2 separate regions of the Homo sapiens genome follow, and region 1 is linked to region 2. The links are chromatin loops, found by intact Hi-C in ENCODE. Cell type or tissue: OCI-LY7. All regions are shown on one strand. Each heading gives the region's core, and the rest is flanking DNA. Links, peaks and the distances in the headings are about the cores only. Region 1 has its middle 130 kb from the start of LINC02309. Region 2 has its middle 260 kb from the start of LINC01148.

Region 1 (2,800 bases), core at 86-2,585, 180 kb after region 2:
ACATTCCTGGATCCTCCCATGGATGTTGAGATTCCCTCCCCTTTCACCCTTTTCATCTTTCATCTATCGGTAATGTGCATACCCATGCACACACACATGCAAACAACTGATATTCAAGCATAGGGAAGGGCTCAATCTAGACTGCAAAGTTAACTACTAAGAAATTAAAATAATGAAAAGCTCTATCCTATATGAAACATAGAAGCACTAATTAAATAATATGTAAGCACCCAGGACTAAGTATACATGTAGACAGATTTAATGAAGTAATATAATGGTGATCTGGAATTAGTTCTGATCCAAAAAATCTTCCCTCATTTGATTATTATTGGTACCTCATTTATTTAAATGAAGAAGAACTAAAATTTAATGCAAATATAGTTGAGAGTTGCACTTACTGAATTGGCAAATGTTTACTAAACTCTTAACTGTGCAATGAGCAAGATGCTATAAAAACTGTGTGTAAAATATAGGCCTTGATCAGAGCTAGTCCACAATCCTTTTGCAAAGAGAAGGCTCACACACAGTAAATAATGCAAAGCAGAGTGTGACCAAGGATTAAAACTGATTCCTTTATAAATCCTATATAAAAAGATACAATGTGTATCTTTTAAGAAAAGTCTCGTGGAATCTACTTTGGAAATAATGGTTGAAAGATTATCATGAAGGCAACAGATTGGAAAAACCAAGTGATTCCAAAATAATCCAGGGCCTATGGCCACTGAATTTATGTAAAAGAAAAGTCTAGGAAAGAGCCTGAGAAATGGTTTAAATTTGATTAAGAGGTAAGAACATAGCTTTAATAGAATTGTGTCTGGGGTTTCTGGTTAATGAGGAGAGCCATGAGTCATTTTGCTGAGCATGGCTAGCATAGGAGTTTTAAGAAATAAGGGTGTAGTCCATAAAGGAGGGGGATTAATATGGTTTGGCTTTGTGTCCCCACCCAAATCTCATCTTGAATTGTAATCCCCATGTGTCCAGGGAGAGACCTGGTGGGAGGTGATTGGATCATATTTCCCCTTCACTCTCTCTCTCTCCTGCCACCTTGTGGAGAAGGTGTTTGCTTCTCCTAAACTTTCTGCCAAAATTGCAAGTATGCTGAGGGCTCCCCAGCCATGCCGAAGTGTGAGTCAATTAAACCTCTTTCCTTTGTGAATTACCCAGTCTCAGGTAGTATCTTTATAGCAGTGTGAGAATGTACTAATACAGGGATCATTTGATGACAGACATGTTGATGAAATGAATGGAGAGGCAGATGATATTATAAGAAGTGAAACACCAAGCAGAACAGAGAGACCTGTGCAGAAAACTGCCAACAGTCTTAAGTTGAAAATATCCCCTAAATGAGAGACATCTTTTGTCAATACTTCATGTCAAATAAGCTTGGTAATTTTAGTCAGTTATTAAACATCTAACCAACACTGGGCAAATTATTTTCATTGTTTCCTAGAAGATTTTGGGTGAGGAGGCAGGCATGTAGAGTCCACAAAATAACTATAACTACCAAGGAAGGGAGGATTCCAAGAAGACAAAAACACGACTTACTAAAGAGACTAGCAAATTGTACACAGGATTTCATCCATTGCCCAGCAATGGCCAGCTCTGAGGAGAATGATGTTTGTGGCTTCTTTCCTGTTAGAAGAGTTAGACTGAGTTTAAGACAAAAATAGGTATGCTCCTACCTACCCTATAAAATGAACACAAATAATTCAAGGGTGTAGTGAATGAAAATATTCCCACAATAGCAATGTAGAAAGCAAACTATGCTTTAAATCACAGCAGAAAGAACATGCCTTTGAAACTTTAGGCAATTAATTTTATGAGTCAACCTTTATTGAATTCCTATAATGCGCTGGGTTCTTTCCAGTTTTCTCAGAACCTGAGTTGGATATAACATGTATACAGTGTTTACGTTAATAATATTTTCAGAGATAAAGTTGCATTATGTACCTGGAGCATACAGTTGTAAACATTGTGAATAATATATTCATATATTTACTGATTGATATGGTTTGGCTCTGTGTCCCCATCCAAATCTTGTCTTGTAGCTCTCATAATTCCCACGTGTTGTGGGAGGGAACTGGTGGGAGATAATTGAATTATGGGGGCGGGTCTTCCCCATGCTGTTCTCAGATAGTGAATAAGTCTCACGAGATCTGATGCTTTTAAAAATGGGAGTTTCCCTGCACAAGTTCTCTCTCTTTGCTTGCCACCATCCAAGATATGACTTTCTCCTCCTTGTTTACAACCATGATTGTGAGGCCTCCTTGGCCATGTGGAACAGTAAGTTCATTAAACCTCTTTTCTTTGTAAATTTCCCAGTCTTGGGTATGTCTTTATCAGTAGATTGAAAATGAACTAATACACTGATTAAAGCCCTCATTTCTTCCATTTCAGGGCTAATTTTATACAAGTGTTGAAGCATAAGTTTTTTTCATTTAAGCTATCCTTTTAACTTATTGATTTCTTAACTCAGTGGTTCTCATAATGTGTCTGGGATGCACAGCATCAATTTCACCTGAGAACTTGTTAGAGTTGTAATTTCTAGGCCTTCACTCAGGCCAAATGAGTCAGAACTTGGGGGGGTAGAGTCCAGTGATTTGGGTTTTAAGGAGCTTTCCAGGTGATTCAGACACATACTCTAAAGTTTGAGAAGTATTGCATCACAGCCCAAGGCATGGTGAACTCCCAACTTGCTCTCCTTTTATCCTTTAATATTTGTAATCTCTAGGTTGACATATGTGGCTTCATATCTATATGGACTAGGATTTGTTAAGAGCAATTGTACATATATTGTACA
Region 2 (2,800 bases), core at 54-2,553:
AAACATGAAAATTGTTAGTACAGTGTCCAGGAGCATAAAGTAATGAAACAATTAGGAAGCTCACCCAGAGTGCTTCTTAGTTCCTGGTAATTAATCTTTTTCTTAAGGTGAGTGGTGGGCAGATAGGTTTATGCATTTTATTATTCTCTAAAATATATACATATGATTAATATATTCTTTCCTACATATGACAAATTTCAAATTAATATATTAAATATACGGAAAAGTTCCACCTGATGTAAACTTGAAGAGATTTGACCTTTAAAGTCTCGGCAATTTTTTCAAGCAAAGAAGACCCAGAAGTTTGGTAGGGAATACCATTGTAAAAACTGCAGTAATTTTATATTCTGGGCTATCTAGAACATGTACACCTGGGCCAGATATCACATTGAAGCCCCATAATCTTTCAATATTGTCAACGGTTATTAGTACTATGCCCATTTGAAAACACAAAAACCAAGGCATAACATTATTATGGTAGACACCTAAGTTGTTTAATTGATTAATGGAAGAGCTGGAATAAAATGCATCTCCCCAACCATAAACCCAGGTTCCACCACTCTGCATGGTTATAAGGCTAAAAAAGTTTGGATATAGAAGACATTGTTAGGTAGTTTGCAGTTGTTTGAAACAGGAGTAAATGCGTATGTGTGTGTGTGTGTTTATATATATACACATATATATGATAGTTGCAGTTTTCAAACAGCATTATTTTATTTTATCTGTATTTCCTTCTAAATTATGTTGTAGTGATAAAAGAAAAGCAATCAAAATTCAGTCTTTTGCTTAACAATTTTGAGTTCCTACTATAATCCCCAGGGCATACTGGATGGAAGGGGTTACTCTCTTAATAAAACACCAGCTCTGGCTATCCAATAGGGAAAATGTGTACTTCAGTTTCTGTTAAGACCAGACAAAAGTTTATAACTGCCAGGAGAATAAAACTGGTACATTTTTAATGGTTGCTTTTAAAGAACAACTTTTATTTTTATCAGGTGTTTTAAGGATGGGCAGGATGAGATTGACACCTTAAGGAATGTGACATACAGAAAAGCGCACAAGGGTAGAAAGAGCTTGTGAAGAGTTGCACATGAACACATAAAAAAAGTAGCTTATCTTTGACCCAGCTGGACTAGTTATGGTTGTTTCACATCTGGAGAACAACACAGAAGGCAATTGTGAGCAAATTTTTTGAGCTTTATTAAGGTATAATTGAAAAATAGAAAGTATATATATTTATGGTATACACTTGATGTTTTGATATATATATGTCTACATTGTGGAATGATTAAACCAAGCTAGTTAAAATATTCATCACCTCGTCTACTTACTGGGTGTGTGGTAAAAACATGTAAAATTTACTCAGCAATTTTCAAGTATCTTTTTTGATTAACTGTAGTCACCATACTGTACAGTAGATTTCTAGAATTTATTCATTCTGTCCAGATGAAAGTTTGTACCATTTGAAGAACATCTTTCCATCCCCACCCCTGTGTGTCAACTGCTGGCAACCACCATTCTACTCTCCGCTTTTATGAGCTCAACTTTTTTGGTCTCCACATATAAGTGAGATCATGTGATTTTTGTCTTTCTGTGCTTGGCTTACTTTATTTAACATAATGTCATTCAGGTTCATCCATGTTTTCAACAAATGGAAGAATTTTCTCCTTTTATAAGGCTGAATAGTATTCGTGTGTGTGTGTGTGTGTGTGTGTGTGTGTGTGTATTAAATCTTCCTTATTCATTTATCCATTGAGGGACACAGGTTATTTTCATATCTTGACTATTGTGAATAATGTTACAATGACCATGGGAGTGCAGATATCTTTTCAAGATACTGCTTTTATTCTTGTGGGTATATACTCAGAAGTGAAATTGCTGGATTTTATGATAGTTCTATATTTTTATTTAGCATTCCCCATACTGTTTTCCCCTTGTATTAAGAGTTAGCCCACCATATGTAAGTGGAGGAGAAAACTCAATAGGATGGGATTATAAATAATGGGGAGAAAGATTAAAAACACATCACACATAAATGAGAACATATAATACACCAAAAAAGAGGTTAATAAAAGTGCTGACCATAGATTACTGGAACCAGTTCTAAAATGCTCATGTGGCAAAATCAGTGTATGCTTTTCTTACAAGGTGAGACTAAAGAGTCAAATGTTCATAGTTTTTAAAAAAGGTATGCAGAATGCACACTACTCTGTCTCAAAAAGAAAAAAAAGTACAGTTAAATTTTGCTTTTGCAAATTCCCTACTCTTTCTATCTCTTTACAGCTACCAAAGAGCCTCTGAGCAAATTTTATATATTGTAACTAAATAGAATTCATTCTAACGTTATTTTGCTTTTTTTTTTTTTTTTTTTTGAGAAAGAGTCTCATGTTGTCTCCCAGGCTGGAGTGCAGTGGCGCGATCTCGGCTCACCGTAACCTCTGCCTCCCAGATTCAAGAGATTCTTGTGCCTTAGCCTCCTGAGTAGCTGGGATTACAGGCAGATGCCACCATGCCCAGCTAATTTTTGTATTTTTAGTAGAGACAGAGTTTCACCATGTTGGCCAGGCTGGTCTCGAACTCAGGACTTCAGGTGATCCCCTCACTTGGCCTCCCAAAGTGCTTGGAATACAGGTGTGAGCCACCACGCCCAGCCATTTTTTTTACTTTTAAGGAGAATTTTGATATTTAAAAAACATTTTTTTCTAGTGCTTGTTTTATTTATTTAATCCCAGTTAATTTCCCCTTGAGATGTTCCATCTAAAGCTTCAGTCGGATAAAGCAATATCCAGGTTTAGTTCCA

The links. A loop is a pair of places that touch in the nucleus more often than their neighbours do. Peaks named below come from ENCODE experiments on the same cell type or tissue, not always from the same donor. Only the 100,000 strongest peaks of a DNase experiment are listed, where the experiment ranks them.
Region 1: a loop joins it to region 2, with 3 times the contacts of the local background. A loop is called at or near these places in 11 of 110 quality-filtered maps.

Annotation. Positions count from the first base shown.
Region 1 is chr14:86,460,638-86,463,437 of GRCh38, reverse strand. No RefSeq gene overlaps it. Among named protein-coding and RNA genes, the nearest start is that of LINC02309, 130 kb to the right of the region's middle. In OCI-LY7, for the core only: CTCF peaks have their summits at 850 and 1,054 (motif pointing left); no DNase peak of the experiment used is centred there.
Region 2 is chr14:86,640,805-86,643,604 of GRCh38, reverse strand. No RefSeq gene overlaps it. Among named protein-coding and RNA genes, the nearest start is that of LINC01148, 260 kb to the left of the region's middle. In OCI-LY7, for the core only: no CTCF peak of the experiment used is centred there; no DNase peak of the experiment used is centred there.